3 separate regions of the Homo sapiens genome follow, and regions 1 and 3 are each linked to region 2. Evidence: read pairs that join two places in POLR2A ChIA-PET (ENCODE). Cell type or tissue: MCF 10A. All regions are shown on one strand. Links, peaks and the distances in the headings refer to the core of each region. The heading gives the core; the rest is flanking DNA.

Region 1 (7,361 bases), core at 850-5,849, 91 kb before region 2:
GCGGGTTATTTGGCAGAGGGTTTTTAAGATCGGGGTTGCAGAGGTAGAGGCAAGGCTTTGAGTGCCTATAAATGTCATGGCACTGGACCCGTAGTTTCACCGTCACTTTTTTTTGATAACTATATGTTGAGAATCCGTGTACTTTAAATTTTAATTTTAGACAACAAAGGCATCCTAGAACCAGTTATCCTGTTCTCTTGTGGGAATGTTCTAACCACATTGGTCATTGTGTTGTTCTTATTTCTGAAGCATAAGGATTATTGGAAACATCTTTCAAGTGCTTTGAGTTATGATTGCAGCCAAACATATTTATGAAGCCTTCCTTCTTCCTGGAGAGAACACCTACTCTGAATGTTAAGCTTGGCTGGATCCTAAACAATACTAACAAACTAGATCATCTCTCTTTCCTGTCTGTGCTGCCTTTCCCTTTCTCCATCATAGATCTCAAAGTATCTCTCTGTGTCCACACACACACAAACACAATTGTATTTTTTAGACTGCAGTGTTAAGTTTATGGAGTTGTTCATATACACTTAAGCTTTATGTAGTCTTCTCATGTAAAAGAGCTGCTGTCCTTGATATAATAGCCAACATATTATCAGTTCAGCCAGTATAGCTCATTGTAACAATTACATAAATATAAAATATCAGTGCTCTTAAAAATACACATTAATTTACATGAATGTTTGAGGAAAGCTGCCCGTAAAGCAAATTGTGTTCCTTTTGATCTCTACTATAAAATTATTTAATTGACTGAGAGGAAAAGGTTTATGACATGATGGCATGCTCGACTTTGACATTTGTCATGTGATGATGATGATGATGTGTTGAGAGGCATAGAGGGAGGGGCCCGCCTGCTGGAACAGCGGCTAGAAGACACTCAACCTCAGTGACTCAGGCAGAGGGGACGAATGCCTGAACCAGGAATGGAAAAAATGGTCCAGATATGAAAGAAGCCTTCATGTTACGCCTATTGGTAGTGAACCATTAAGAGAGAAAAGAGGGAGCTCAGATGATTCCAGAATTTAACTTGAAGTGTCTAGGAGAGTAACATTACCTTTATGAGGAATATGAGAGTCAAGAGAGATTTGACAGCTTCATCATCTAGGAGACAGGCCCAACTTAAGTACCTGTTGCTAAGGATAAATGTGAGGCTATAGGCCGATCTTGCTTCTGCTCTTTTGACCATAGTTTGGTTTCCAACTGGAAACACTCTTAGAGATCCTCAGAGAGAGATGAAGCAGTCAGTTCACCCTGTCACTTACTGGCAGAGCTGAGACTAGGAAGGGAGCTCTTGGCTTTTTGTGCAGTGTTCTTTCCACTCTCCCGTGCTGCTTTGGAGAAAAGAACAGCATTTTGCTGATCTCACTTTAGATCTTATCTTTGGCTAATGAGTATTTTCAAGAAACCTTGGCCTGTGGAATGACTCTAAACATGTATGAGAAAGATCTCCAAAGAGATCTTTGCTCAGGAGATCTCCAAAGCAAAGAACGTTTAATTTGTAACTTAACATTTTTTTCTTCCCATCTAGAAATTCTCTTTTGGCAATAGCAATCAACTCATTTCTTAATGGGACCTCAGGAATTAGCACTTCTGCAGCCCCCTGTAATTTGCCAATTCCCAAATAAAGTTTCTTTTAAGTATTTTTATTACAAAATAATGTTTAGGGCACAGTGACTCAGATGGAATATTTCCACAAATCACTCTTACTTTTTTAAAAGTAGGTTCACCTGTGACCTAAATGAAATCATTCCAATTTTAAGCCTATTTGCTACCAATAAACTTTCTATTGTATAGTAAGAATACCAAATTCAAGAATCCTGAACCTAAAGCTTCTTAAGTTTCTCACCACTTAAATGAGGGACTCAGACCAGGGAATACCAGAGAACTATTTCAGCTCTAAAATTCTTTAGATATTTAACATAGGAAAGAATTTTTGAAAATTACGAGCCAGTTTGTTTACAATTTTGGAGATTCGGATTCAGGACTCAGAGGGACAAGACAGCATTTTTTGAGTGCCTACTCTTTGTCCAGCACTGTGGTAAATGCTTTGCATGCATTGTTACATAATCAGTAGTTCCCCCCTTATCTTCAGATGGTATGTATGTTCCAAAGCCCCCAGTGGATGCCTGAAATCTCGATGGTCCTGAACCCTATATATACTATGATTTTTCCTATACATACCTATGGTGAAGTTTAACTTATAAATTAGGCACAGTAAGAGATTAACAGTAACTAATAATAAAATATAACAATTTTAACAATCTCAGAATGACATGAAATTTAAAATTTATGCATTGCTTATTTCTAGAATTTTCCATTTAATATTTTCAGACTGCAACTGAAGGGGCGGGGTAACGGACACAGCAGAAAGAGAAACTGCATATGGGGGGACTGTTGTAATCTGTAAACTGTTAGGTGGGCATTTTAGCCCCCTCATTGATGATAATTAACTTACTCAAGGCCACACAGTGTCAGAGGTCTGATCCAAATCTGCTTTGATACCAGGTCCCACCTCTTTGCACCCAGTATCTCTGCCTAACTCAAAAACTTTTACTAATCGAAACTAATGTACATCCACTGAAGTATCTTTCGTAAGATTAATCCTTGTTTCCCAAGCGTTTTCAAAGGCAACCTACCCTTTTCTAGAAGTTGTGTCGAAGTTGTCAAAGGCGTAAAGAAAAGGCTGTGAAAGGCTTCTAAGCTTGGTATAAATCAAGAAAGGAAAGTTCCGCCTTAACCGACACTGAACATGCTTATTGGTTAGGACTGAACGGGCTGACTCATTTCTTTTTTGCCGTGGTAGAGGGCCACACCCTGCATTCCAAAAACCCTCTGCTGCCGGGCCACACCCGCCAACCCCGCTCTTGGAGCCTCTGAGGTCCGGCTGGGCGTCTAGCTCGCAGTTGACCCCCCGGGAGAGGATCGGCGCATCCGGCCGCCCGCCAGCTCCAGACGCCGGGCTCCGCAGCGCCGCTGTCCTAGCACCAGGGCCCGGCAAGCAGGGGAACGGGACCGCCGGGACCGATCAAGGCGCGGGCGCCCAGCAAGAGCCGCGCCCGGGGTCTGCGCGCCGCTCAGCGCGCTCGCCTTTCCGCCCGCGCCAGGGCTGGCTGCGCGCACCCTGAGCGCGAGGAGCCGCGCGCAAACTTGGTGCCCCAGGAACTTTCCAGGAGACACTGCCTCCGGGGACGAGAGACCGTAAGTGTTGCTCCGGAGATGCTGTGGTTCATTAGAATACACTAACAGACGGTGTGAACCGATTAAAATACCGCAATCAGTGCCAATTCTACTACGGCGAAGTAAAGGGAAATCTTTATTTTTCCTGCATCCTGCTTTAATGATCAAATAGGCACTAGCTATTTACACCTGAGAAGGTTCAGTGCAGTTGCTGAAGCAGTGGGTCAGGATATGGGTAGGATCAGTCAACAAATGCTCTTTATATTGCGTGATGCTAACTGCCGTGGCATGAGAACCAAGGGTAGGGGGTGGTTTCTGTTTGGGGTTATCAAGTCTTCCTAATGGCAGTTTTTGAGAGAACGGGATTGTGTCTACAGATTGGTTATTAAGTTTTGGGGAAGTACTCACTTTCTCAAACTCCAGTCCCTGTACGAAACAGCCCTTTTGGCAACTCCTTTGGTTGGTTGGAAGCTGGCTTGTGAATGAGCTTGGTACTAAGTGCCACAAGGATGCACGTGCCCCTGTGTTTTGGACTGAGTGTGTTTACTCCATAACTGTGCTTTCTATTTAGTGTGGCCAGGTAATCGCTCTTGTGGAATTTGTCAATAAATACATGGAGAAGAATGCATGACATTTATTTTATTTTATTTTATTTTATTTTATTTTATTTTTGTGTTTGTTTTGTGTAGTTATACCAAAATAGGAAATCTGGAGACCTAAATTCTGTTACCCTGAATGCTACAAATATTTATCATAACATTTTTATCCAATTGAGTTACCGCTTTTAAATTTATGTAGAAATAAGTCCAGTGAGCCACTTAAAAAACCCGCTTTTCTACATAAGAAATTAGTGCAGTTGTATGATGCCAAGTAACTTATTTTCTTGCAAGAGTTTGGGGAAGTAGGGGACAGGGAAAGTGGAATCCTGTGACGACTGAGGATATACACAATGCAACAGGGAAGTTATCATGATCAGAAACACTGACTGCGTACAGGAAAGACAGGTTAAAGACGTCCCAGTAACATAAAGGATGGTGGGAAGACTTGTAAACTGAATTATGAAGTTATGAATATGAATGAGCAAGTCACGAATAGCATCATTACACATGCATTTATGAAGATAGAGACTGTGATGAGGTTAAAAGATAGACTGTCATGGAGAGAGGAAGAAAATTCTTTGCAGCTGGCTTTTTTTAGCGAGAGAAAGAAAATTCTTCGCAGCTGGCTTTTTTTTTTTTTTTTTTTTTAGTTCTATAAAGGAAACTTCCCTAGAAAGAAACCACTTCTAAATGGAATAATTAAAATAATTTGTTAGAAACTTTAAGTTACCCTATGAGCTCCTAGTAACACTGTTTTCAAGCTCATAGGTTAATTGTTAAGCCCTTTTGCTCCGAGTTGAACTGATCAAATGGCTCTGTGTAAAAGGTAACAGTGTAGAATCCTCTTTGAGAAATAGCATGTAAACTTGGGAGAAATGGCCTAAGCCCACGGTTCTCAAGTCACTGAGACAGTTGAAAAAGCCCCCTCAGGTGGTGAGAATGGGATAATATTTTATTATATCTCTAAGATGCCTCAAATCCAAAGAGATAATTAAATTTGGAATTTTATTAGTTTCACCTAATAGTTGTATAAAAGCTGAATATTTAAGGATCTCCTTTATCAGGCACTGAGATGCTTTGTATACATTACTTCATTTAGTTTTCACAATAGTCCTAAGAGGTGGAGGTATTTTTGACCCTGTTTTATAGTTGAAGAACAGGCTCAGTAAGGTTATATTACCTGCTCCAAATTTCACAGCTAGTTAATTTAGTTTATGTTGGAAGTTAGCATTTAAGGTTGGTTATTTTTCCTATGTGGCTCCAATTGCTCCTAAAATGGTGTTGATTTTTCTGTTTAAAATGATCCAGAGGAGGTTCTTGGTTCAAAGCAGATTTTTAAGTGATTTAAAAGTGCCTCATTGTCCCAGCGCCAAATTATCAAAGTTCAAGGAATTATGCATTTACTCTAGAAGGCTACGGCTTTCAAATATTAACTGAGAAAGCCCTACTCTTAATGAGCTCGTTAATGCACATGGCCGCCTTAGTGTTGCTGAACTCCGGTAACTTTCTTCTGCTTTTTTTCTGAAGACCTTTTAATTCAGGGTGTGCATTTTCCTCTTGCGTGTCACAAGTGCTATTCAGGCTTTCTCTAGTTGAATCCCCTGTTTGTGAGTGCATACCTGCAGTATTTTATATGCTAAGTGAAATATTTTTAAATTTACGTTAGCACCTAGATTAGCGTTGAACCTGTTTTAAGAATGGTGAGTTCATGAAAGGCACACTCTGTGAGAGCTAAAACTAGTTATGTGGAGGTGAGAAAGTCTCAGCGTGTCTGATCAGAGCATCCATTTCTGAGAGAGTCCATCTGTGGGCATATCATCATACAAGAGAATAATGCCACCTTCATCGAAGACCATGAAATACCATGAAATATTCCAGGACTAGGCATTGCTGACAGCCCCACATCATCACCTGCACCATCTAGTTGACACAGAACACCTACCCACTTCCTTAAGCCACTCTAAATCCTAACTGCTTTAAGTGACCTGAATTCTTGAGCATGTTGAAAGAACATGCCAGTGTGATGATAAAACCACTTGGGAGTAATCTTGGAAAAGTCATGGAGAGGGGGAAGCATGCCACAGAGTCCATTTTCAAAAATGGGGAAATGGTAAATTCGAAAACTTTAGATTCATAACTTACGTTGGTGTCTAGCAGAATTGTAGATCACATTTTTTAAAAGATTGGTCAGAATCACTTACAAAAATAAAAGTGATGATCAGTATGTAGCGTATGTTTGCTAAGAATTATTCATGTCCAATTAACCTCATTTGTTTTTTAATAATGTTACTGGACAAGTATATCAGGGCATTGCCATAGATATGCAATGTCTGCTTCATCAGAACATTTCGTTTTGTTATGTTTTGAGACGGAGTCTCGCTCTGTCACCCAGGCTGGAGTGCAGTGGCGCGATCTCAGCTCACTGCAAGCTCCGCCTCCCGGGTTGACGCCATTCTCCTGCCTCAGCCTCCTGAATAGCTGGGACTACAGGCGCCGGCATCAGAGCATTTAATAACGTGCTACGTGTGTTCTTTACTCAAGATGGAAAAATATGGATTGGATAGCGGTATAGATGAATGAGTTTAGGTCTTTTACCCAAAGAGGGATGATCAGTGGCGTAATGTCAGACTTGAGCAAGGTGTCGATAGTGTCGCTTGAGAAAGGCATATGGTACAGCTGGTGGGAAAAACTTCACACAGTACAAGAGATAGGGTATTTGGAACCAAGGAGATGATAATTGCGTCGTTCTTTGAAGCACTGTAGATAGTGGTTACGAATAGAGACTCCAAAGCCAGACTCTGGGCAAGTTATTTGAGTTCTTTATGCCTCTATTTCTTCATTCATAAAATACAAATAATAGTAATAATACCTACCTTAGAGGGCTGTTGAAGATGTTGAAGGATTAAATTATATAATCCATGTAAAGTGCTTAAAGCAGAATCGGATAGTAAATTGTATATATTAGATCCTAGTCTTCTGTTGTTGCTGCTGTTAACTACTGTCACTACTACTACTTCAGGCAATATTATGCACATTTCTGGGTTTGTGTTTAAACACATATCCAGAATGTGGTAAATAGGTTAGTTGTTGTTTTTTCAGGCAGAGTCTTGCTCTGTTGCCCAGGCTGGAGTGCAGCATCATGATCTCGACTCACTGCAACCTCAAGCAGTCTTCCCACCTCAGCCTGCTGAGTAGCTGAGACTACAGGTGTGCCACCATGCCTGGCTAATTTTTTAATATTTTGCAGAGACAAGGTCTCACTGTGTTGCCTAGGTTGGTCTCGAACTCAAACTTGTGGACTCAAGCAATGCTTCTACCTCAGCCTCTCAAAGTGCTGGGATGACAGGTGTGAACCACTGTGCCTGGCTGTAATTAGGTTTTGGAGAGTGTCTAGTAACTGTTATTTGAACAGTGGTCCAAAAACAATAGGCGTCTTCACCTTAGTGTAAAAGCTGAGAGACTTTCAATCAGATGAGGTCCACAGAAAAAAAATTAAAAAATTAAAAACTTTTAAGCTGAGAAATGATACTTTATATTTATTTACTATTACCAATGTGGTAAAAGAGAGATGGTCACATTTTG
Region 2 (7,361 bases), core at 814-5,813:
ACAGGTCTGACTCTGTCACCCAGACTGGAGTGCAGTGGCACAGTCATAACTCACTGTAGCCTCTAACTCCCAGGCTCCGGCGATCCTCCCACTGCAGCCTCCAGAGTAGCTGGAACTACAGGCGCATGCCACCATGTCCAGCTAATGTTTTTTTGTTTGTTTGTTTTGTTTTGTTTTGTTTTGTTTTTTAGTAGAGACAGGGTTGCGCTATGTTGTCCAGGCTGATCTTGAACTCCTGGGCTCAAGTGATCCACCTGCCTCAGCCTCCCAAAGTGCTGGGATTACAGGCGTGAGTCACCATGCCTGACCTTTCTTCAGAATTTTAGATCATTGTACCAAATGCCAAAAACACTCTAGTGCTGGTAGTATTTAGTCAAGTTCTGAGCAATGTTTTTAAAAATTAGGAATATAAAAAAGCTTAATAAAATACTAGCATGTACTTGACATAACATGCTATTCTAGTAAGTCTTAATAATGATCTATAAAATGTTAACACTTTTATTCATATTTCCTTATAATCAAATTGAACAGATACATTTTCCTTTTCTCTCAGAAAAAGTAATAATGAGCCTAGTGCTCTAACACTTGGGAGAAAAATAGATAAACGCGACCAAACACAAGACTCTGAAATGATAGTCCTTGCCAAGTGTGTGCAGATGGGAAACTGGCTTCTTTTGAATGTGGAAGGAGAGGTGTATCCCATGTGAGGGGAGCACCGTTGTGATTTTGAAAATTGTACTGTACATCTTCTTGTTGGCATCTGCTTAATTTCTAGCAATATCTCATTAACATTTCTTTTGTGAGTTTTTGTAAAGCACATCTTGAACTTTTAAACCTTTAAGTGAATAAGAATTCTAAGTGTATGAAATTCTTTGATTAAGGAAGTGAACGCCCAGAAGTGCATACAATTTCTTGAAACACTTTTATCCTCTGTTAAAGTTTGTTGTAGAAAATCCTTGTTTAACATTATACGCCAAAGACATTCTAAGCTTAATTTCAAAAATATTAAATGCCAAAGAGCAGAAAATTCTTAAAAACAACCACTTCTAACTTGTCACCTTATTGTTAACATTGACAGTTTCACATGGAAATGGTCAAATTTCAGTTTTCAAAGTCATTTGACTCTTTCACTTTAAGTCAAATAGTAAATGTGACTGAATCTTCAGTATTTTAATTAAAACAATTTTATGTATTTGTCTTTTCTCATCTTTTTATACCTCATTCTTAGATTTTTAAATAATTCTGAAATCACTTCTGTTGGTACTTACATGTAAGTCAAGTTTGAAATATGGAAATAGTTATTGGGGTGGTGTGTGTGTGAGTATGTGTACCTTTTGTGCATCATAAAATAATCAGGCAAAGTGATTTTAAGATAGTAATCTTTAGCAAAAGCAATAATTTTATTTTTCTTCCTCTAAAGAGTTCAGCAGATCTAGACTTGAAAGTGTGCTGACTTAGGTGTTTCTTGTATAGTTCAAGTGAAATTGCAAATAATTTCTGTTCACTTTAGCAGGATGGCTAAGGAGGGCATTTTCTTTTAAAGAAAGATGACCATTATGTCTTACAATGTAGAATTTACTTTGGTATTTCTTTTTTGGTGTTCTTGGCAAAGACATTTATAGGCTGGTATTCTTCTCTAGTATCGTCCCTCTTTATATTATTTAATTGTGCTTTGTATTTTACTTGAAATTAGAGGCATATAGATTGCCAAGACAGCTTTATGCTGAATAAATTCATGTCTCTGGAGGAGGCATACGCAGCTTGACTAAGAGAAAATAAGCAAAGATGGCTTCTATCGTAAATAATTCTGACCCAGTTTCTTAAATCTAGGTAAAGAGACCAACACCCAAATTCTACTCATAAAACCTAAGTAACATACATGGGCTGTGCAGATGTGGATAAAATGCTAGTATAATTGTATGGTTTTTTAAAATTAATTTTTAATCACACAAGTGACATATCTTTGTTTCTCTTTTTAAAACAGAAAATACACATGAAACAAATTTTCCTCTGGCTAGTACACCTCAGTAGGTATGCCCATCCTGCATAAGACTGGAGCTACACTGTATGATTATAATGATTGAATGGCCAAGATCCTAAGAGGAACACCTGCCCACTGTTTCTAAATTTTCCTTGTTTGGGAAAATCTGAACTCCTCACAAGGTTAAGGAAGAGGAGACCCACAGGGTTACTCACATGATTCTGGCCTGTGGTACTACAAGAGAGAGGTAGAGAGGGAAAGAATGTTCTTGTTCAAAAATACACCAGACTTTAATGAGGTTAAGTTGAACAAACTTACATGGAATTTTTATATTAGGAGACGTTATCTAACTCAATATACATGTGTATGTATATAGATAGATACAAACCTACATGTATATATCAAATAATTTTGTTAGAACCTAATAATAATAAAACTATTTCTAATTTTTGCTTATATTTTTATTCATCTACTTAATCTATACATTTGATACCTACCATTTGTACCTACTATATGGTAGGAATTTTTCAGACATCATTTCTAATGTTGTTACCCCTATTTTACTTCTTAGGAAGTTGAGATTCAGAGAAGTAAATGTGCATCCCAAGCTGCAGTGGTAGTCAAGGAATGGGATGAGATTGAATGCTGTTTTTCCATAGGTTCGTTCTTGGCATCATGTTGCCTCAGAGAATCAGTTTCTGGGATGTACAACTAAAATTGTTTAATGTCTTTGACTCATTAAATGGCATAAAAGTTTTAAATTCTCATTCTAATATCATTCTGATTTTCTGAAGATCTTCCTTTGATGACAGCAAAAATACTCACTAAATGTTTAACCACAGATACTGAGTGGGTTCTGGCCAATCAGCGTGGGCTCCACTTGTATGTCCGACAGTTGAACGTCAACTCAAGTTTAAGGCCTCATGAAGCCTAATTAATAGCAATATAAACCAGTTTAAGCACTTTTGGCCAGTTAATATATTTTTTAAAAAGCACCACACAACGTTATTCTCAAAATCTTTGTCTTAATCTGGTATTAGCCATAGTTACAACATTCTGGTTTCAAGTTCTCAAGTAGTTTTTGGGGTTTGTTTTTATTGAGTCATTGAAAAATTACAGTAAATGAACCTACAGAATTTCTTGACTGAGAATCTGCCCTGTTTTTCCCTTTTTCTAGGTCTATTATTAGCAGAAGATTTTTCTGCATAGTTGGCACGCTGTACCTGTATCGGTGTATTACAATGTATGTAACTACACTCCCAGTACCTGGTATGCATTTCAACTGTTCTCCGAAGGTAAACTATTCCTCGCTGTAATTTCGCTTTCTGTTTGTTTCTTGTCTTGCCCTGGGGTCCTTTGAGTGAGGTTGCAGGAAAACGTTTCTTCAGAATACAGTGGAGTCACTCCTCTATCTGAGAATGTTACTAAATGATATGGCCAGGCAGCCCCACCCTTCCCAGAATCTCTAAGCCCTGCCAGTGCCTCCCAACTGGGGAAATGTGTGTTGGAAGCAGTTAAGCTTTGTGTAGTTCTTTGGTTTCCTGCCAAATTGTTAAAATATCATTCATTTCTTTGACACGCATCCAGAAGCTTTTATATGCTTCCTCTCCCTCGGAGGGAGAGCTCGATTTCAAGTGACATTTTTTCCATTTTCCTTCTTTCTATTAATCCCTACAGCAGAGCCAGGAAGAGAAAGTATTCCTATTTCCTTGCAGTCCTCAACCAAGCCAAATAAGATCACTGTTCTCTGGGGTAATATATTGCCTTATTGATTTTCTCTAGTAACAAAGAAGTCTTTTTAAAAATAAACTTTATTCCTCTCTTATTGTCTCTACCTTTCCATCAGATTCAAATGACACTCTTCACCTCCTAACCTTTACCTTGGAAGAATTTTTAACTAGGGTGATCGTTGGAACTCTGTGAAATAATTAGCAGATTTTATTGTTAAAATATTTATGTACATTAAAGCTCTTTAATGAATTTTTAAAAGAGGCTAATTTCTCTCCTTGATTTTTGGTGGGAGAAAATATAGTATACTCTGATGTATTTGAGATCATTTCTTTGCATTATACCTGTGTGGGTGAAACAGCCAAACACTTTCAGTCTCATTGCTTTGTACTTTTGTTCCTCCAGAAGAGATGTTCTCTTTGATAGAATCTTTGGAAAGAGAGCTGAAAAATTCACTCTGGATTTTTAATTTGATCATATGAAATTTTGGATCTCTTTAATTTGTATGTCTCCTGTGGCTCTTTTCTTTGCTAAACTTACATATGTGCCTACAGAGATAGCTCATTTCTTACTTAACTTTTTGCTTTTTTTAATTTTTTAATTTTTTTAATTTTTTTTATTTTTTGCTACACACTACTTCCTTACCTCTGGAAGAGCTGTCATACAAAAGCAATGTTCTCAACATTCCACTCTTCTCTATCAGCCATCCTGCCTCCCTGCACTCTCCTTCTTGCAGTTTCTTTCGCCCTTCCAAAGAAGCCAGCTTCACATCGTTTTTATTGTCTGTAAAAGCTCTCAAGCACTCACCTGTAGCTCCTGGGTTATAGGGAATATCTTGTTGTCATTGAAAATCCAAGGATATGGACTCTTGCTGGGAGCCTGGCTTGATAAGCAGCATGTTCTCAGCAGTAAACTGACAGTTTAGGATATTCACCTAAGTTTAATTCAGCTCCTTAAAAAAGTCTGTGCATTGGGAAATTTTGCTACCAAGGGGTAGGTAGATGTAGGTTCTGGCCAAGCACATGTTGAAGATGGATCCAGTATTGAGGGGCCGTACCATGTAGCCTTTCTCCCTACTCTGGTTCTAAACTTGTTTCTTCTTGAGGACTACTGTAGCTCCGCCAGTTGCTGGCAAGCCCATACTTGGTGAGCCATTGGTTCTTACATAGTCAGCTTGAGTCATCAACATATCTAACCAAAATTCTTTGCCTAAGAATAGCTTGTGGGTTTTCTTCGTAAACACAGAAGTAGCAGCAGGAACTGTTCACAAAAGCCAAACTCAAACGTGTTGCTCATTTATTGTGTTGCCAGAAATCCCAACTAGGGCCCTCATTCTATGAGGATCTTCTGGAAACTAGAATCTTAAACAGTAGGAGGTGAAATATTAGCACACCTTAGAAAAAAATACTAGTTAAAACTCATTAAATCTAATTACTACAAAATCTAATTTTGTAGAATAAGACTCTTGGAAGAAAGGATTTAGAATACACTTTTTTATTCTGAAAACTTTCACATGTATCCCAACTGCTATAAGGAACTCCCATAAACCCAACACTCAGATTCAATAATTATCAAGATTTGCAACATTTGTTTCCTTTCTTTTTTCTTTTTGAAGTATTTAAAACAACTCCCAGGTAACGTCATTTCACCTCCACATACTTTAGTACGCATCTAAAAACTGTGAACATTTTAGTACAAAACCATAATGCTATTGGTGTTCAACAAAATTAATAGTAATTCTGTGATATCAGCAATTACAAGTTGATGCGATATCCTGATTGTCTTAAAATGCTTTTCCTTTTTTTACAGTTGGTTTGTATAAATTAGGGTCCAAAATCTTTATATTACATTTACTTGTTCTGTCTTTTAAGTCTATAATTCTAAAGCAGTCCTTTCTTCCTTTCACCCCTCTACCAGTAGCCTGTAGACATTAGATTAATAGTCCTACAGAATATCCCACTTTCTGGATTTATCCATTTGTTTCTTTGTGGTGTCAAGTGACTTGTGTCGCTCTATGTTTCCTCTGAATAGAAAGTTGGCTCTGCAGACTTAATTAGATTCAATTTTAGCTTGTTAACAGAATATTTGCCAGGTGGAATAGAAAGACTTCTGAAGCTAGGCACAAGAGTTGGGAAAGGCTTCGAAGGCTTGGTGCTGCCTCTTGGATGGCAGATCAAGCTTAAGAAATTCAGTGGTCAGGCAAGGGCTAGAATCCTCCACTGAGAACGAGTATCTGAAGACAGAAAAGGGTGACACTGGAGAGAAGCCTCAGAGGACAGCTTTGCCTACTTTAGAATCATACCTAGGGCTAAGGGAATCAGAAGTGAGAGGAACCTTATTAAAAGTCACTCAGGCCAAAGTTCTATTTGATGTCTGAACATCATCGCCACTGAATCTTCCATCTCTCTCTGAACCATTGTACAGAGAGGGAACTTAATTGCCCCTGTAAAAATACAAACTTACCTAATAGTAAAAAGAACACTAAAGTTAAGGTTAAGACAGTCTTACACAACCACTTACTAGCATTGGGCAAGTCATTTAACTTTTCAGAGCCTCAGTTCCCTCCCTAAATGGCAAAGCAGAGCTAATGATGCTTTTTGAAATCTGTCTTAAGGAGTTATAGGTGTGGAAGGAGACAGTTTCTAGGGGCTCTGTGGGTGTAACGCACTATACAGAAGTAAGAAGAGGACTTAGTATTGTCATCATGCTTCAACCCCTAGACTCTTATTTATCCAGTGAGAACTGATTTAACAAACATACATTAGGGACCTACTGTGCTTTGGGTGCTAGAGTATGAGGCATGAGGAAGGTAGATATAGTTCCTACCTTTGTGGAAAACACCTTAAAATCTGTTAGTTTAAATTTGTAACTTATGTAATAAATGTGTAAAATGCTGTGATAAGGGCCTCAAGCTAAGCTACTGGCCCTAAGGATGGATGGAGAGGAAGAAACAGACTTGAGCAATATTTAAGAGACCAAATTGATACAACTTGATAATAGATTTCATGCAGGGAATGAGAATAGGGAAAGATTCCAAGGGCTGGATTTTACACTGGTATAATGACATGGTATAGAGGAAATGAGAGTTAATGAGTTGGATTAAACACAGAGTTTAAAGTATCTGTGAGATATCTAAGTGGTGATGTCCAAGATAGTTAGCAATATAGTCTAAAGCTGAGGGAAACATCAGGCTGGAAAATAAATATTTGTGAATCATCATATTCTGGATGGTGGTTAAAGCTGTGGATATGGATGAAAAGGCCCAGAAACAAGTTACAGAAAGCACAGTGCTTCCAGAATTGGATATTCTATTATTTGAGATACCAATTAAGGCCTGTCACTTGGTGGATACTCTGACAGTTACTCAATATCACTAAACTGTAAGGGAGGAGAGTTGAGCTTTAGAATATGACTTCCTGCTTAATACAGTCATGTGAACTTAAACTTGGTTTCACTATGCCATTAAAATGCTGTAATTAGTGTACTTAATGCTTCCCTTAATGCCAGTACTCAAAATGTGCAGCTCCTAAGAAAAATGTTTCAACAAGTATACAGTAGTGATTATAAAAATTGGTCTTATTGTTCATTCACTCGATGGCAGTATACTCTTCACAAAATATAATCGCTCAGAGAAATAATAATCCTATGAGAT
Region 3 (7,361 bases), core at 1,441-6,440, 68 kb before region 2:
TATTTTCAATAGTTGCATATTCTATATTATTTTCAATAGTTGCATACCTTTTATTGTATGAAAGTACTATAATCTCCTGTTTTGAAATTCAGATTATTAGAAGGTACAGGGATGAATATTCTCAAAACTTGGAATTTGAGCACATCCTTCCTTAGTTACCTCCCAGTCCCAATTAAAATGCTAAGTCCAAATGATCACCTTGTCATTTAAAAAACCAACTTACTGCGGTATATTTTCTATATAATTCAGTGATTTTCAGTAAATTTACTGAGTTCTACAACCAGCACCATAAACCAGTTTTAGAACATTTCCATCGGTTCTTAAAAGATAAGATTCCTCTCTTATCTTTTTACATTTAATCTCTACTTCCACACCGAGCCCTAGGCAACTACTAATCTACTTTCTGTCTCTAAAGTGTTTCCGGTCCTGGACATTTCATATAACCTGTCACTTTTAAGAATTTGATATCCATAAGTAGTATTTCTTTTCTTACTCTTTTGAATAATTTGGCCTATATACAACTCCTAGCTAGAACTGTCTATTATATTAGGGTACTGTCTTGAATAATAATAATAATATATATATTTTTTCCATTCCATAGAGACAAACTGCTTCTCTGTTTATAAGGCTTCTTTGGTAATACTTGCCATATTACAAGAGAACTGTTAAGCTTGTTTGGTTAATTTCTTCATGTGGTGGCTTGATAGTAATTGTTATTCTTGGCTTGGTTTGATTGAGAACTGAATATGCATTGATTTCTCAGAAGACTTGCTACCAAAATATAGCAAAAACTTACCAGAACCTCCCCCCATGAGAAGTAACACTGAAAAGTTCTCACTTATGACATCACATCCCAACTTACAACACCGGTATTGTTAGCTTCAAATTGCTTACAAACGTTCTGCAATTCTTTTGGATTAAGTAACTCTGTACTATTAAAATAATTTTTAAAATATTATTTTATTGCCTTTATAAACCAGTTTGGATTAAAAGCTAATATTTTTTAAAGGTTAGGATAATTTCATTTCATTATTTAATATTTCAAAATCTGATGATATGATCATATTTTGAAGTCATCTGATAGTTCCTGAAAGTATTTTAGATGTCTACTCCCTGCATTTATACATCTGTTTAGAGCCTGATTGTTTTTATATGGTGTGCTTATTTATTTTTTGTCATTGCACGTGAATAATTACTGTTTTCTGAAGACCTCTACTTTTTAAGAAGCTCCGAGAGAGTGGAAAAATAACCACCAAACTTGTCTGCCTCACTTTATTACTGAGAGAAAAAATTTGCAGAATGATATTAACTATATACTAAAATCTTAGCACACCAGAGTACAAAGTCAGGGACGGAAAACTTTCTGTGTGTAGCCTTTTGAAATGTATCTATAAGTAGAAGGCATTCCCAAGTCACATGCTGAAGAGCGGCGAAATGGCTTAGAGGCAGAGTTCTTAGGTGCCACTCTACCTATTTCAGGCAGATTCTGTCACCATCAGCCCTTCGTAGGTCACATAACTTACTTGATTTTAGTGACTTATTTAAAATCAGTAATTAACACCTCAAGAGGAAAAAGCTTTTCTTTAGAAGAAATAACAGATTTATCTTCAATACCTCTGAAACCTAAATGGTTGCTTAAGTAACAGCTGTTGCATTTTATCATCATTGGCAAACGGGAAAGGCAGCTTCCTCAACTTGTGTTTGTCTTCTAAAGGAAAAACCAAAGCAATATATAGCAACTGATGCTTATCCAGAAGAGATAACTCAGATGCACAGAGGCAAAGAGATGTGGACATCTAAATAAACCCAGACACTTTGTTCTTCAGAACTTTTAAACATAGGCATTTTCTCTCTCGGCGAGAGAGTGAGCTGTGATCAGTTGTGTGTGTAGCCAGGATGTTGCTAAAGCAAACTGACTTTATCTGCCTTGCACGCCTTCTCCTCTGCTTTGGTGTCATGCCTGTCTCCTTTCTAAGACCAGCTAACCATACTTGGTTTCTTCTGTCCTCTTTAACATCTTCATCTTGCTTTATTGTGCATGTGTATGATTTGAGGTTCTAGATCCTTGAACTGGGGAGTGACAACTTAGACACCCACAGAGACCACGTATCTATCCTACCTGGTCCTGCAGAGTGCCCTACACTGAGTGAGTCCTCTGTCTAAGAGTGCTGCTAACCATCTCCTCAAGGGCAGTTATCTGCCATTTGCAAAGAATGTACAAGTTCTCTAAATCTAGCAACTACATCAGAGATCTTAGATGATGATTCATTTGAAGAGAATGGGTTGGGAGTACTCATGCAAAGAGAAGAAGCATTTTTTTTTTGCTTTTGATCTTACTGCACATTAATTTTGAGTAAATTTGATAGTACAAATCAACCAACGGATATTCACATTTTGAGTGTCCCGTACTTGAGCTCCTGAGAGTGTGCAGAAGGGTGGAGTGCTTATCTTCAAGTAACACCGCCGGTTCACCACACAGCTTTCTTTTTAACAGAACACTGGAGGCTGCCGCTGTTGGGATGCATTGAGGGGAGGGGACCTAGCTACTTTTAAAAGAATCTTTGGGTATAGAAATTGGGGGAAGGAAGATGTGAAAAATAATGCCACTTGTGGGTGGGGTGGGGATGGATGTGAGAAGACAGACTGCTAAAAGCAGCCATGATTGGTGAGCACCTGCTGTGTGCCTAGACTCTACTAGGTACTCTGCAGCTCATTATCTCATTTAATCCTGTGAGTCAGGTGATGGTATCCATATTTTTATAGACAGGGAAACTGGCTTGGAAAGGTCAACACTTCCTCAAACAAACAAACAAAAACAGATGGAGTTAGTCTAATTCTTTCTATTTGTAACTAATTCGTCTTAAGATTAACATGTTCCTTCCTCTCTCTAGTTCCAAAATATCCCCCCTTCCACGGTCCTGAATTTTTTCACTTCTCTTTTGTATACTCTTGAACTGGAGGCATTTACAGTTGTGGAACATAGACCTTCTGAAATGCAAAACATCCTAGGGAAGAGAAATGTACCTTACTGTGTGGGTTGACTTTTGCCTTGCTTTGCTCAACTCCTAGCTGAGAATACCTGGACTTAAGATAATGGGGGCTGCACGTGGGAAGTAAAGAGAGGAGAAGAGGTAGTCTTTAAGCTTGGACCTCTAGAGGGGTGGGACTGGGAGCCCCACCCTGAGGGCTCAGAGAAGCAAAGACTCCTGAGGAGACAGCCACTAAAAGGAGGGCAAGATTTCACCAAAGGCTAACTTTTCCCCTTCTGGTTTTGTTAACGTTTTTCATCATGGAAAGGGAGGAAATGCACTGGAGGGTCCAGACCTTGGTTTAGTTCCTCTTTCAGTAGAATTGGGATCCTCAGATGAATGATGAATCGGTTAAGGGTGGAAATAACTTTTTCAGCAGTATACATACCCACCATAAACATTTTATTAACTTTAGAAACAGAAATGTTTAGGATTTCTCAATGTTTTATGTAGTGTCAAGGAATTTTCTTTTGAATATGGGTCCTCTGATTTGTGCCATTTCTTGTCTTTCCTGCACAAGCCCCACCCATAATCCTTCATCGATGTCCAGTCTTTATTTCTTTAAAGTGATGCCGGAACATCAAAACTTCAAAGCAGCCCAATACTGAATCCTTCCACATTTTAAGTTACATTTTCCTCGTAAGAATATTAAAGTTGTCTCAACCACCTCTAATTTTGCAGCAATCTTTTGGTAAGACTGTTTACCTTTATCAAGTCTTTCTAAAGCATTCAATTTAGTTTTGTGGAAATAACAGCTCACTTTCTTTCCAGACTCCAGTTTCATTGATTACTCAATATTTATTTAAATTATGTAATAATGGAAACAAGCAGGTTTGGAGACAAATACAGTGAGTCTTGGTAAGCATTGCATATTGACTAATGGGAGCAGAGTTGCCAAGCTTAGGTTGGCTAATACTAATGACAGCGGGCAGTTGCTTAATCATCCACATGCATCAGTATGTCTGAGTGAGGGGTAACTAATCCAGTGTGAGAGTCAAGTAGAATTGTTTAAGAGCACTTTAACTGTAGTCAAATGCTACACCTGCTCCTTAATAGCTTGAAGGAGCTATTTATTACAGGGATCCCAACAACTCGTGTGATTTGATTTTTACTATGAGTTGCACCTAGAATTGTAAACATTCAATATACTAATCATAACAGCGACCATGAAGGTGTTTTTTTTCTTGGGGAGGTGTCTAATCACACACACACAAAATCAGTATGATCAGAGAGGGCAGGAAATTGATTTATCACCCTCAGGGGCTTGATGTTGCTCTTGTTAAAGGGACAAGCTTGTTAGATGTGAGCTCACGCAAAGTATTGCCAGAGATCTCCTGCCAAGCTCTTCCTGTTATGTAAAAGCAAAAAGGAGTGGGCAGATTATGAAATTATTCTGTATATGATGATTAGTTCGTGATGGTATAGTGATTTGTTAATCTGGTTCATTACTTTAAAAAGCTTAATCATAGTCATCAACTTCCATATTTTTACTTTTTAGATAGGCAGAAAGAATTCAGACCAGTTATTAGTTGCTAAACAATTTGTTGTTGAATGAAAAGCAAAATCCTGGAAAAAAACAACTTAGAGTATTAGGGTCTAACAGCCTGAAAGTCATTGTAAACTTGACTTGTTTTTCTGCCCCTGAAATTAAGTTAGATGAATTAAAACAAAAGGCAAAGGCAGTTATTTAAAAAACTTGTTTTTGCTATTGCATATTTATTTCATATAACCTCAGATTTATTTTGATTTCCATTTCTTGGTGCCTGGCACCAGAATTTGTGCAGATCTATTTCAAAACCACACATTGTAAAATCAACACTATTGACAGTTATGGGTAATTGAATGGCAAATGGGGTTTCCAACTGGGTGCTCCAACTGGGACTCTTAAACAAGGCTTGACAAATTCTGCTTTGTCAGGTGTCATAAAATATGGTTCAGAACGCATCTGTAGTGTCAAGGGAAAATCACTTATGCCATTCCCTGTATTACCACTTCTGACTCTTGTCCGTCCTGAAGTAGGAATTCACATGGCTTATGATGGAGTCTTTGTTTTAGGAAACACGACACAAACGCTAAGACTCTTCAGATATCATCACTGAATCTTTAAGTTCAATCCAGTTGCTAGATTTGGCCTGTAACATTTGGCTCAGGGATTCCTGGTGGCCAAAGGAAAACATCACAAGAGTCACATTATCTGTAAGATAGGAACAGACTAGTTGTTTTAAAGAAAACTTCTCTTAAAACTCAAAGCAGAAAGATGTCAGAATGGGATTTAAGTAATTTCTGCCTTCAGCCTAGGGAATTGGCTTGTATGGCAGTTTTTTCCACTCCTTTTGTGGTATCTATATAGAGATAGGATATATGACTCACTTGGCAAAGGTCAGGAGTCTGAACATTTGGGTAATGAGTACCTTGTCCTAGGAAGATAAACTGAGCACAGTGTCCCTAGGACTTGCACGATCGAAGAATCCCCTTGGTTGGGGCTTGGACCTTTGCCAGCTCATCTGCAAAATCTTTTAAGTTGTCCTGATCAGCCAAAGCTGCTATCACCTGAATCTTGGTTGTTTTTACTATTAATAATATAGAAATATTTTGCCAAGAAAATCTTTTGTCTTTTTGTGGGACAGGTTTCAGAAATGGTCCACAGTCTCTGTAGATACCTCTAGTAATTGGTCTCAGAACTCATTGCCTTTAATCAGCCCTGGGGATCAGTGGGTGACAGATCAGTGCCTTTATGAAATGGAGTTACTAGGAATGGTGTGTCATTGCCTGACGTGCCTCCTTATCTGCCATAATGGAGTTCCTTATATATTTCCTGCTTGTCTTGTATGCCTTTGGATCTAGTAAGGAAATAAGGAGAGGTTGAGAAAATACAGAGTAAAGCTTTAGCAGGTATCTTCCCGTTAAGTGACAGGCAGTGATTTGTGCTTCTTTGGTTTTTATCATCGGTCTAATGTGAGTCATTCTTGTGCGTCAGGGTTGGATCTTTTTGCCTTTCCTTTCTCTTCTCCTGTTGACTTGACCTGGTTTCTTTAGTCTGAGAAATTGGACGTATTTTTCTTTCTTTGAGGAAAGGGCTAGTGGATAAAGCCCTCCCATAGAGAGTGTAACGTGGGTAATATTTGGGTGCCCTTTCAGGGTTAGGTCCCACTTTGTTCAAGGAATGCTGTATGCATGGGTAGATTATTAATAAGATGGTGGCCCCAGTAAATGTTGGTGTATGTGTGAGACTTGGTGGGAAGAGCTGCTTGCTGTAAATAGTGGCTCCTCTGCTCAGCAGTTTTGTGAAGTCAGTTGACTTATTCTTTAATTTCATCCCACCACCCAACATAAATTTTTTGGTTCATTAAAAAAAAAAAACTTTCTGGATGCTTTATGTTTGTATTATTTTTTAACCAAATTGGGTTCATACCAGATTAAATTTCAAGTTAAAGATAATTTATTATGGCAGTTTAAAAAAACACAGAATGTAAAGTGAATAGTAGAATGAACTCCATATCCGTATCTCCCAGCATTAACAATCAACTTTCTGGATTCTTGTTCTCTCTCTCCCTTTCCCCTACTTAGTTCTGGGGAAAGAGGGGCAGTATTTTAAGACAAATCCCAGACATCATACCATTTCACTCCCATACTTTGTTGTCATGTTCGTTTTTCAATTATTTACCTTTTGTCTGTTGACTTTTCTTTCTCTTGTTTCTGAAATAACACTTGGACTGTGCCCTGGTGATGTTATGAAGGTACACTTTCTGGTAGTGTTGTCCTTTGCATGGCGCTTGCTGGGCTGGTCTTCATGGATCCTGAGGAAGACAGCTCTGCTGGTATGCAGTTCACGTCTCAGTAGAACCTAGTCACCAGTAGAACCCAGAGGTATCACTGCTACCTCGCGACCTTGTACAGTTAGGTGAAAGACTGTGCACTTGTATACTATGTTTAGAAGAAATGGACTCAAATCTAAGTCATGATGATGTTTATTATTTTTTAAACCCATAAAGAAACCATGGCTTTGATTAAGACTCTCTAAATGGATATAGCTAGATTCTATTTTGTTTTTCTAATTACATAGACAGAAAACTTTTGACATTACAAATTAATCATTTATAAGTTTGCCATCTTTTGAGTACAGTAATAATTTATTTGTGCAACATTTCAGTTTTTTTTTTTTTAACTTTTACTTTAGGTTCAGAGTACATGTGCAGGTTTGTTATATAGGTAAATTGCGTGTCATGGGGATTTGGCGTACAGACCATTTCATCAACCAGGTAATAAGTATAGTACTCGACAGGTAGTTTTTCAAGCCTGACCTTCCTCCCACCCTCCACCCTCAAGTAGGCC

What was found. Peaks named below come from ENCODE experiments on the same cell type or tissue, not always from the same donor. Only the 100,000 strongest peaks of a DNase experiment are listed, where the experiment ranks them.
Region 1: POLR2A ChIA-PET joins it to region 2 with 27 read pairs; 7 of 35 experiments call an interaction of 5 or more read pairs at or near these places.
Region 3: POLR2A ChIA-PET joins it to region 2 with 50 read pairs; 7 of 35 experiments call an interaction of 5 or more read pairs at or near these places.

Annotation. Positions count from the first base shown.
Region 1 is chr10:50,413,904-50,421,264 of GRCh38, reverse strand. The region is part of intron 6 of SGMS1 (sphingomyelin synthase 1); the gene reads left to right. Among named protein-coding and RNA genes, the nearest start is that of ASAH2, 170 kb to the right of the region's middle. RefSeq lists a silencer at 2,825-3,104. In MCF 10A, for the core only: no CTCF peak of the experiment used is centred there; DNase peaks (open chromatin) are centred at 2,794 and 3,564.
Region 2 is chr10:50,323,120-50,330,480 of GRCh38, reverse strand. SGMS1 (sphingomyelin synthase 1) reads left to right here. Exons shown (of 11, transcript NM_147156.4): 8 at 3,159-3,276. Among named protein-coding and RNA genes, the nearest start is that of ASAH2, 75 kb to the right of the region's middle. In MCF 10A, for the core only: no CTCF peak of the experiment used is centred there; DNase peaks (open chromatin) are centred at 3,450 and 4,890.
Region 3 is chr10:50,392,022-50,399,382 of GRCh38, reverse strand. The region is part of intron 6 of SGMS1 (sphingomyelin synthase 1); the gene reads left to right. Among named protein-coding and RNA genes, the nearest start is that of ASAH2, 140 kb to the right of the region's middle. In MCF 10A, for the core only: no CTCF peak of the experiment used is centred there; DNase peaks (open chromatin) are centred at 3,922, 4,352, 5,392 and 5,992.